Linked DNA regions of Homo sapiens: regions 1 and 2 are each linked to region 3. The links are chromatin contacts, found by Hi-C or POLR2A ChIA-PET in ENCODE. All regions are on one chromosome and are shown on one strand. Each heading gives the region's core, a stretch centred on a gene start or an enhancer-like site at or near the end of the contact. The rest is flanking DNA. Distances are from core to core; before and after follow the strand shown. Region 1 has its middle 99 kb from the start of MIR4464. Region 2 holds the start of MDN1 (midasin AAA ATPase 1). Region 3 holds the start of AKIRIN2 (akirin 2).

What was found. A loop is a pair of places that touch in the nucleus more often than their neighbours do. ChIA-PET counts read pairs that join two places held with the same protein, here RNA polymerase II (POLR2A). Pooled maps may share reads with other maps.
Region 1: a pooled map shows a loop between it and region 3 (2.8-fold over the local background). The contact joins the enhancer-like site here to the promoter of AKIRIN2 in region 3. A Hi-C loop is called at or near these places in 1 of 50 pooled maps. POLR2A ChIA-PET finds 5 or more read pairs at or near these places in 2 of 52 experiments (T-cell and activated CD4-positive, alpha-beta T cell).
Region 2: a loop to region 3 is called in a map of CD4-positive, alpha-beta T cell, with 5 times the contacts of the local background. The contact joins the promoter of MDN1 here to the promoter of AKIRIN2 in region 3. A Hi-C loop is called at or near these places in 3 of 168 maps with a recorded cell type or tissue (CD4-positive, alpha-beta T cell, CD8-positive, alpha-beta T cell and naive thymus-derived CD4-positive, alpha-beta T cell) and 16 of 50 pooled maps. POLR2A ChIA-PET finds 5 or more read pairs at or near these places in 3 of 52 experiments (CD4-positive, alpha-beta T cell, OCI-LY7 and activated T-cell).

What each region holds. Positions count from the first base shown.
Region 1 is chr6:90,409,709-90,412,973 of GRCh38, forward strand. No RefSeq gene overlaps it. Among named protein-coding and RNA genes, the nearest start is that of MIR4464, 99 kb to the left of the region's middle. RefSeq lists enhancers at 1,729-2,088, 3,110-3,265. Within about 2 kb of position 1,748, at least 5 of the 41 ENCODE cell types and tissues checked have a DNase peak (open chromatin) inside an H3K27ac peak, as active enhancers do.
Region 2 is chr6:89,817,353-89,821,065 of GRCh38, forward strand. It overlaps MDN1 (midasin AAA ATPase 1), which reads right to left and starts at 2,442. Exons shown (of 102, transcript NM_014611.3): 1 at 2,154-2,442. The coding sequence starts at 2,255. RefSeq lists enhancers at 1-279, 900-1,519, 2,096-2,485, 2,140-2,759, 2,760-3,379 and 1 more.
Region 3 is chr6:87,700,714-87,703,942 of GRCh38, forward strand. It overlaps AKIRIN2 (akirin 2), which reads right to left and starts at 1,520. Exons shown (of 5, transcript NM_018064.4): 1 at 737-1,520. The coding sequence starts at 971. RefSeq lists silencers at 692-901, 1,082-1,251 and enhancers at 1,412-1,471, 1,782-2,091.

The DNA.
Region 1 (3,265 bases), core at 498-2,997, 2.7 Mb after region 3:
TACATTGAGCAGGGCCTTGGGGTCTGTGCTGCTACTACCACTGGGAAAGTTTTGGAAGGATATGGGCAGAAAAGAAATGATCTAATTTACATTAATGGCTAAAGTTTGGAGAACAGGTTAGATGACTCCAGGTTTTTTGCTATGCTAGGAACACAGGAGAGCTGTTTGGGGAGCCATTCAAGTATACATGCTGAGTCGGCAGATGCATGTACATATTTAGAGAGACCTGGGTTAAATTAGCTGTGAATTTTGAGATGGTGATTGAAATCATGGGTGGTTGGAATTGCCAAGGGAGATATAAAGAGCAGGAAAACAAGGGAGACTAGGACCAGTCTTTGATGGATTATGACCTTTAAAGTCTGAGGAGAGGGGGATTTGTCTGCAGAGGAGATTGAGGAGGAACAGCTAGGTAGGTGGAAAGGCAGAAGAGTGTAGTATACTAGAGGCTGAATTAGGAATCTTTCAAATGCATATTACTGAAATCCATCTTCAATTGATGTAACCAAAAAAAGAATAATTTATTGGCTCCTATAGCCTGAAATCAGGACTGGTCAGATATGCCTGGGTTCAAGAGCTCAAACATCCAGCTCCTTGGGAAACAGCCTCTCCCCCCATCTCTCAGTTCTGTCTCCTTCTGGATGGGCTTCTTTGCCAGGTGGATATTCCCATGTGGTGGCCTGATAGGGTCACCAGCAGAGGCTTCAGGTTTACATCCTACCCAAAGTAAAGAAATGTCCTTCTTCGATTGGTTCCAGCAACCACACCAGGTGTGACTATTGTTAGCCTAGCTTAGGCTAGATGCCCATCTCTGAGCTAGAGGTTGACATCAGCTCTACCCACACTTCACATAGACTGAAAGTTGGGAAAGGAATGGTTCCTCAAAAGAAAATCAGGGTGCTGTTACCTGAAGAAACTGAGAAGAAGCCAGGCAGGCAAGATCCCAGATGTCTATACAGATGCCGAAGTGATAAGAATTTTAAGAGGGAAAGTATATTTAAGAGTATGAAATACCGTTAAGGCTGGGTGCAGTGGCTCATGCCTGTAATCCCAGCACTTTGGGAGGCTGAGGTGGTGGATCATGAGGTCAGGAGTTCAAGGCCAGCCTGGCCAAGATGGTGAAACCCCATCTCTACTAAAAATACAAAAATTAGCTGTGGCGGCAGGCGCCTGTAATCCCTGCTGCTCGGGAGGCTGAGGCAGGAGAATCACTTGAATCTGGGTGGCAGAGGTTGCAGTGAGCCAAGATCACACCACTGCACTCCAGCCTGGGTGACAGAGTGAGGCTCCGTCTCAAAAAAAAAAAAAAAAAAAAAAAAGAAAGAAAGAAAGAAAAAAAAGAAAGAAATACCTTTAAGACACCAAGAAAGATAAGGACAGGGATTAGCCACTTGGAAGTCACTGGTGCCCTCAGACCCACACAAATAGCTCCATCACAAAGTAGGATGTGGTGGAAAACAAAATGAACAAAATGCAAGTTGAAAGGGCCACGTGAACCCAGGAGAGGAAAATCATTTAGGACGAAACAATCACGGAAAGCTTCATGTCCAAAGTAGCATTTCACTTGGGTCCTGAAGGATGGGTGATATTTTTAAAATGAAGGCCAGAGAAGTGGAGGAAGGGAGGGCACCCAGCTGACTATAGCATGAGCAAAAGTGCAATGGCAGAGATGTTTAGGGTGTGTTCACCAAGAGGTGAACAGTTCATGCTTGGTCTGATGGCTAGGGGCCAAATGTGAGTGCTGGCTAAGGAGAAGGGACTTTCTCTGTTCAATTTACAAATGAGTCAGCTGTAATTTACCTTCCCTTAGGTTATCGGCCTGAATATGTAAATGAGGGATAGCTGTCACTAGAATGAAACTGACATCTAGAAAAGCGCCTCCCTATAATCTTGCCTTTCCATATAAGGGCTCCCTGGCGTGCTTCACAGGTGAACTCTACAGCAAACGCATTCTTCTCTCTCCTTTCAGCCTTGGTCTTTCCTCTGACTCAGGGGCCTGGCTTGTGGTGCTGAGGCACCTTCCGGCTGCTGAGAATTGGACTACTCTGTCTTCTTGCTGACTGCGGCAAAGGAACGCCCGGGGTCTGACAATCACCTCTACGAGAGCAGCTTGGATGTTTCTCATCTTTCACTTGACTTTCTTATCCCTTTACTTAAATATATATATATATATATATACTTTAGAGACAGGGTCTCACTCACTATGTTGCCTAGGTTGGACTCAAACTTCTGGGCTCAAGTGATCCTCCCACCTCAGCCTCCCAAGTGGCTGGATTACAAGCATGTGCCACCACACCCTGCTCATCCCTTCAGTTTTTAGCCCAGAAAGCTGGCACTAAAAGGGATGGTAGGTTTGAGGGATTTTAGATGGAAGACAATTTAGGTGACTCTGCACTATATTATAGTCAAATATCCTGCAACCTTTGTTCCTAGAAGAAACCTGTGCATCCTGAATCTCTGACCCCTGGGAATACATTCTTTTCCCCCAGCACCTCACCTAGGAATGGTCACTTGGGTTAAGGGTTCTCAGGCTTGGTGGCCAAAAGCCAACACCTGTTCATTTATCTCCTATCTTGTACTCAGTCTCTTAAGACTTTTCTGCAACTTGGACCCTGGTGGGCCAAGTGCATTTGCCCAGAGAGAAAAATTGCACAAATTAGAACTCTGGATTGATATTTCACTTACATACCTCCACTTGGGGATCCTCAACACAGCTTAAATAGTAATGTCTTTAATGGGGGTCATCAAGGGCATTTAAGTAGGGACATGCAATGAGCAGAACCACTTTTGGAGAAGACTGCACTTGGCAGTCGTTCCCTAACAGATTTGAGAGAGCAGAGGTGGGAAATGGCAAATTGTTAGGAAACTGATAATGGGCCCAGGGAGAAAAACCTTGAACCAAGGAACTGAGCTAGATGTGGAAGGGTGGGCGTGGGTTTTAGAAACACTTCTTTAGAGGAAAACCATGATTAAAAAAGGAGAAAGAAAGAAGGAAAGGAAAGGAAAGGAAAGGAAAAAAGGAAGGTGGGATTGGGGGAAGAAGGAAAGGAAGAAAGGAAAGAAGGAAAGAAAGAGGACATGGAAATCTCTGTAGGCCAGGAACAGAGTGAGGAGGCTCAGTATCATGGGGAGGGCCTGGGAAACCTGTGGCCCCTCAGGACACAGAGATTCTGAGCTGGCAGCAGGAGCTGAGCTGAGAACAGAACTGAGCTCACTCCAGGAGCCCAGGACAAGGAGCCAAGTGTGAATGTGGGGCCAGGCCTCTGCT
Region 2 (3,713 bases), core at 1,192-3,691, 2.1 Mb after region 3:
TGTTAATACAGTCAATAAACATTTACTGCCTACTGCATATCAGACACTGTATTGGACACTACAGCTACACAATCCCCTTCTCTGGACATACTCTCAATCAACTACTGAGAATCAGTTAGTTGAAACAAAGATTAAGAGGAAGAGGAAAGGGTAAAGTCAGAAAAGTCTTCCTGGGGAAGACCATTTCAAAAGCAGTCTTCCAGAACAAACAAGTTAACTGAGCAGGGCATAGAAGAGAGATGTAGCCTTCTAAGGAAAGGAAATGCAAAGTCAATGAGGCAAGTAACAGCAAGGAATGGCCCAGACAATAACAACAGACATTAACAACGGGAGGTGACTCCAGTCAACAATAGTAGAGGGTAACAACCTGTGGTCATTGCAGGCAGTTTAGTGTTGCTGAAATAGCAAGCCCTGAGCAGAAAGTAAACAACCAGTCTGGGGCAGGGTTTCTTTCTTAATTTTGCACCACTGCCATTTACGACGGATAACTGTTGTAAGGGGTTGTCCCATACATAACAGAATGCTTAGCAGCGTCCCTGGCCTTGATGCACTAGATGCTAGTAGCACCCCCATAATGAATAGTTGTGATAACCATAAAGGTCTCCAGATTTGTCCCTGGGAGCAAAATTGGCCCCACTCCCCAGAACAATTGGGCTTGAGATACATCAAAAAAAATACTTCAGGGCAGGGCGCTGTGGCTCATGCCTGTAATCCCAGCACTTTAGGAGGCCAAGGCGGGTGGATCACCTGAGATCAGGGGTTTGAGACCAGCCTGACCCACACAGTGAAACCCTGTCTCTACTAAAAATACAAAATATTAGCCAGGCATGGTGGCGCACGCCTGTAATCCCAGTTACTCGGGAGGTTGAGACAGAAGAATCGCTTGAACTCGAGAGGCGGAGGTTGCAGTGAGCTGAGAGGGTGGGCCATTGCACTCCAGTCTGGACGACAGAGCGTGCCTCCGTCTCAAAAAAAAAAAAAAAAAAAAAAAAAAATTTAGGCCGGACACGGTGGCTCACTCCTACAATCCCTGCACTTTGGGAGGCCAAGGCGGGATGATCACTTGAGCCCAGGGGTTCCAGACCAGTCGGGGCAACAAAGGGGGACCTTACAACTACAAAAAAAAAATTTTTTTTTTAATTAGCCACACCTGGGACCCAAGTACCTGGGACCACACTCACCTGTCCCGTGGCTCACGCCTGTAATCCCAGCACTTTGGGAGGCTGAGGCGGGTGGATCACGAGGTCAAGAGATCGAGACCATCCTGGCCAACATGGTGAAACCCCGTCTCTACTAAAAATACAAAAAGTAGCTAGGCATGGTGGCGCTCGCCTGTAATCCCAGCTACTGAGAGGGTGAGGCAGGAGAATCGCCTGAACCCGGGAGGCGGAGGGTGCAGTAAGCCGAGATCGCGCCACTGCACTCCAGCCTGGCGACACAGCGAGACTCCGTCTCAAAAAAAAAAAAAAAGTGTCTTCAACTCAGATAGAAGGAGTCAATGAGAAGGTTCTTAAAAGCCCGAAGACCTATTTCCCAGAAAACTCTAATTAACCTTATAATTTGTATAGTTAGTTACAGTGAGTATGAGCTGTCTTGCTCTGTACTTCAGCTGTTGTAAGTGTTTACGAACTGTCTCCAAAAACAGATGCAAATTTCCCTCATGGCAGAGATCGTAACGAATTTATCTATCCACTTTCTCACAGCGCCACACCGTTCCTTACGCACAGCAGGAATGCAATCAGTATTTGTCGATGGTTCCCCAAACTAACAGGAGTGGCTGCACTACGCACACTTAGGTGATACGTACACTTGTCAAAACGGCAGAAACGCAACCTCAATTTCAGAAAAACAAACCACATTCCTTTGGGAAGGCCACCTCTGCCACAAGCAGCCAAAGCGCTTGCATAGGGGTGAGAGGCGATGGGAAGGGTACTGGAAGGCTCCCCCAGATAAAAACAAAAGACTCCTTCCAATCGCCTCAAACACGCTCGGAAACCTCCACGACCTGCGCCAGCCCACAGGAGGGGGCCAGCTTGACCTGAGGCTGCACCACTCCCCACTTAAAGCGGCGAGTATCGGCGGGGGAGCGCAGGAAGCTTACTAGTGGGGCGACCCAGTCGTTCCGGCGCTTTCCCTCTCCCTTCACGTCTTACCTGCTTGGCCAAGAACCTGCCCAACTCACTGCGGCTCTTCTCGTTCTTGGCTGCGATTAACCGCAGCGGCGCGGCTGCCACCTCCAGCAAGAAGTGCTCCATGACCCAGGGCCCTCACCCCGAGCGGCCACCTGCGCTCCCTACTTCGCGGCCAGCGTCCCCAAGCCGCCGAGGTCCCAGTGCCCGAGCAGCCAGCAACTACGCCCGCAGGAAAGGCGTCCTCAGCTCCAGCGCCTACACCGGGAGAGGGGCACCACACGTGGGTGAGCACACGGCGTTTGACGTCATCAGCTCGGGACGGCTACGCTGCGCCCTCCCGGCCTCAGCCCCTCAGCGGCGGAAACGCCAGTCTTCGCTGTCCCGCCTTTTCCGGGAGGGAAATGGAAACAAAAATCTAGTCGGTTTGGATGCAGGAGTGATGGGGACTCGCGAACACAGCACGTGGTGGGACAGAAAGAAGAGTGCGTTAGGCCGGGGAGGAAAGAGGGGGCGTGTGAGTCTCAGCCCACCGTGCCTTGCTTCTGCCTTAACACACGGAAAGATCAGATGTGAGAGAAAAGCTGATTCTCGGCCGGGCGCGGTGGCGCATGTCTTTATCCCAGCATTTTGGGAGGCCGAGGAGGGCAGATCACTTGAGGTTAGCAGTTCGAGACCAGCCTGGGCAACATGGTGAAACCCCCTTCTCTACTAAAAATACAAAAATTAGCCGGGCGTGGTGGCGCGCGCCTGTAGTCCCAGCTACTCGGGAGGCTGAGGCAGGAGAATCGCTTGAACCCGGGAGACGGAGGTTACAGTAAGCCGAGATCGTGCAGCTGCACTCCAGCCGCGCGACACAGCAGACTTTTACTGTCTCAAAAAAAGAAAGAAAAGCTGATTCTCCCCTTCTTGTTAGCGGTGGCAGTTACCCCCTGTATAGGTAGGGGTCAGCAGTAACCTTAGTTCTTGCCTCCTCAGAAGAAATAATTCCACGAAGGGCATAAGGCAGGATAGACCTAGACAAGTTTCAGAATAGAAGTAAAAGTTTATCAAAAAGCTTTAGAACGGGACGGAAAGAAAAGGAGGAAAGTACAACTTGGAAGACTGCCAAGCAGGCGACTTGAGAAACCAAGTGCGCAGCTTGACCTGTTGACTTGAAGTTTTATATGTTGGCATACTTTGGGGAACTTGCATTGCTTCTCCCCACTCCTGAGATCTTACTGGGAAGCTACTGATCAGTTTCAGGTGTTTTCTATTAGGAGACTGCCTTTCGCTGGCCCCGGTGAACGTTAGAGAAACAGTTAAGAACCGCCTGACCATCGTTTGATTGTCACCCAATAGTCCTGGTATGTGTGGGGTGGGGAGCGCTCTCCTGTTCTGCTCATACCTAACTAGTTAACATTCTGCCCCAGCAATTCCCCTTGTAGGACTCTAGCCTGCGGAAATCCTCACTAAGTGTGACAAAGACACCCCTTGCAGTTTTCTTAATACAGATATTGGAAGAAAATGTTCAATTGGGAATATTAAACTATGGGGTGTAAGTTATAGCATATTCTGGAAGTCATAAAAAATAGTAGAGTCCAT
Region 3 (3,229 bases), core at 270-2,769:
ATAAAAGCAACTCCTCAGCCCCAATTTTCAATGCAATATGCTTATTAAAAGTTCAACATTTCTCAAGGTCTAGACTTATAGTGTGATCATATTACAGTACTCGGGAAGAGCATTTTCTTTGTTGTTGACCCTGCTAGGGAAACAGGTCTTGACTCAGCCAAAGTGGCGTTCTTGTGGGTGATTAATGACAGGCCTAGATCTCGCCCTAGTGACATCCATCCCCCACCCCCCACCCCCACTATACTAAAATCAGCCGTGTCTGAACTGAAGGAGGGGCTGTAGCCTCGCCTCAAACCACCCAGTCCCAGAGTTAATAGCTGCAACCAATCGATTACGGCAAGCACACATCCAGATTGGGGTGAAATGTGACCCTTTCGCCTAAATTTACGAATAATATCGTCCTCTCTGATCATTTCCGCTGGGGCTCCAGCGACTACGGAAACAATTCCAATCATTCGGCCCAAAGAAAAAGATGTCCCTGTTCTACCCAATACGGGCAAGGCAAAGCCCCTACCCACCTCCAAACACTATCCCCTTGACATCAGCCCATTTCTATTGTGTCTTATTAGGTCCTCGGGCTACGAGGACCTAGTGAAAAACGTGGCTGCCCTACTACTTTGCTAAGAACAAGAACCACACAGTCCGGCACCCCCACCCCAGGGGCCGCATCCCACACCCCAGGACCCCTGTTCCCAGTTCTCTCCACTACCCCGGCGGCCGCGGGGCCGGGTCCCACCTGTGGTGAGGCGGGAGGAGACGTCGCCGAAGGGGGATGGCTCCATTCGGAGATACTTCTGCGGCGAGGCGGCCGCAGCGGAGAAGGAGGCGGCGGTGGCCGCGGCCGCCGACAACGGGGAGGCAGCGGCCGAGGTGGGCGCCGACAATGGCGCACATCGCCTGCGCTTCGGGGACGCCGGGCTCAACAGCGGGTCGAAATCCAGAGTCCTTTTCAGAGTGGCTCCGCACGCCATGGCCGGGGGCAGCTGAGGCGCCGGGCTCGGGTGGGGTCGGGGACGGGTGACGAAAGAAGAGGGTGAGGGAAGGGGTGAAGAGCGGGAACTCGAGGAGAGCCTACCCGACGGGCTCAGGAGCCAAGCGGGTCGCGGAGCGCCGGCTGTGGAAAGGAGAGCCGCTGCCGCCGCTGCCTCCGCGGCAGGGGCAGTGGCCAGGGACGGCCCGGGTGAGAGCGGGAGGGGCGGTGGCGGGCAGAAGCACACGCCAGTCGCGTCAGGGGGGTTCTTCCGCCTCCTCAGGCGCGGCTCCCCCGAGAGAGGCTCCGGCCGCCCCCGCCGTCCGCTCGAGCTTTGCGCCGCGCCTGAGGCGCTTCTGTGCTGAGACTAGATCCTTTCTGAAGTCGAAAACAGCACCGTGGGGTGTGAGGCTGGAACGCGGCTCCTAATACGCCCGAGTACGGTCAGTAGCTTGCGAGCGGCGATCGATGCAGAGAGATTGCGAGGTAGCTGCCGCAGCAGGAACCCAAGCGAACACGTCCAACCGCTTCCCCTCCCTCGTAGAACTCTCCCACCCGCCGCCGGCCCCAATATGGCGTCAATAACAACGCCGCCGATTCAAATCCGGCGGCCTCAGAGCGCTTGCGCACGGGGGCGGGCCAAACCGGGGATGCATTTTGGGAGTTGTAGTTTTTAGGTACCGGGAGGAATCGGCTTGAAAGGCGGGAAGGGAGGAGTCACAGAAACTACGACTTCCGTCATGCAAGGCGCGCGATTCCGAGTTCCGGGTTGGAATTTAAATCCCCCTACACAGCTTGAGTGTAAGAGGAACTAAGCAAAAGAGAAAAAAAGAGAAGGTTCTGAGACAGTGGGAGATGGGAAAGCGAACCCGTGGCAAAAGCAGGCTAAGCGACATAGAAATCTTTTAAGATTCTCCGTATAGTTGCTCCCACAGTGATTTCAGATCTGGGAAATATAATAAACCAATCTCTAGTCAAAGTTAGCTTAATTTCGGTAGCGACAGTACCCAAAACAAGACCTTTCACATGGAGAGGATAGGAGATAATGAGATTATGAAACCTATTTAGGACTGGCAGACAGAACAACAGTAATAGTATCAGGTTACAGGATCCTTGATTCAACTCGATGCTCTACCCTTCGGAGGTAGCTGCTTCATCCACTAATGAAATTCTGTAAAGCCAGCTTTGCTTCTGTAAATGAATAGGACTTGAACGACTTACAGAATCAAATTGTTTTGCGTTGGGTAAAAAGCAAGTGGTATCAGACATTGCATTACTTCTGTTGAATATTGGTGCATATATTGTGAACTTTGTTACAAAACTAATCAAAAGACAGTGAAATGTTTAGGTAATAGATATTGGATGGATCCATTTTGTAAGCGGAAGGGGAAAAAAGTGTTTCTAGAAGTTGTACTTTTAGTCACATACCTAAAATAAGAATCAAATACAGCGCTAATTTAGAAAGTGATCTGTGTAGCCGGGCATGGTGACTCACGCCTGTTATCCCAGCACTTTGGGAGGCCGAGGCAGGCGGATCTTCCTGAGGTCAGGAGTTCGAGACCAGCCTGGTCAAAATGGTGAAACCCCGTCTCTACTAAAAATACAAAATTAGCCGAGCGTGGTGGCGCGCGCCTGTAGTCGCAGCTACTCGGGAGGCTAAGACAGGAGAATCATTTGAACCCGGGAGGCGAAGGTTGCAGTGAGCCGAGATGTTGCCACTGCACTCCAGCCTGGGTGATAGAGCGAGTCTCTGTCTGAAAAAAATGAAAAGAAAAGAAAATGATGCCGGGCGCGGTGGCTAACGCCTGTAATCCCAGCACTGGGAGGCCGAGGCAGGCGGATCACGAGGTCAGGAGTTCGAGACCAGCCTGTTCAACATGGTGATACCCTGTCTCTACTAAAAATAAAAAAAATTAGCCGGGCGTGGTGGCGCACACCTATAGTCCCAGCTACTCAGGAGGCTGAGGCAGAAGAATCGCTTGAACCCGGGAGGCGGAGGTTGCAGTGAGCCAAGATCAAGCTACTGCACTCCAGCCTGGGTGACAGAGCTAGACTTCGTCTCAAAAAAAAAAAAAAAAAAAAAAAGTGATATATGTAGAAACTATCACCAGTGCAATATGAAACAATTTTGTGAATGCCAACTGTCAAATGATTATAAATACTGATTTCCAGTGCTCATGTATTCTTCTTTATTCAGTAACAGATGTTTTATAGCCATTTTGTCTATTATTTTTAAACCATATTTAGAAGTAGTTCAAT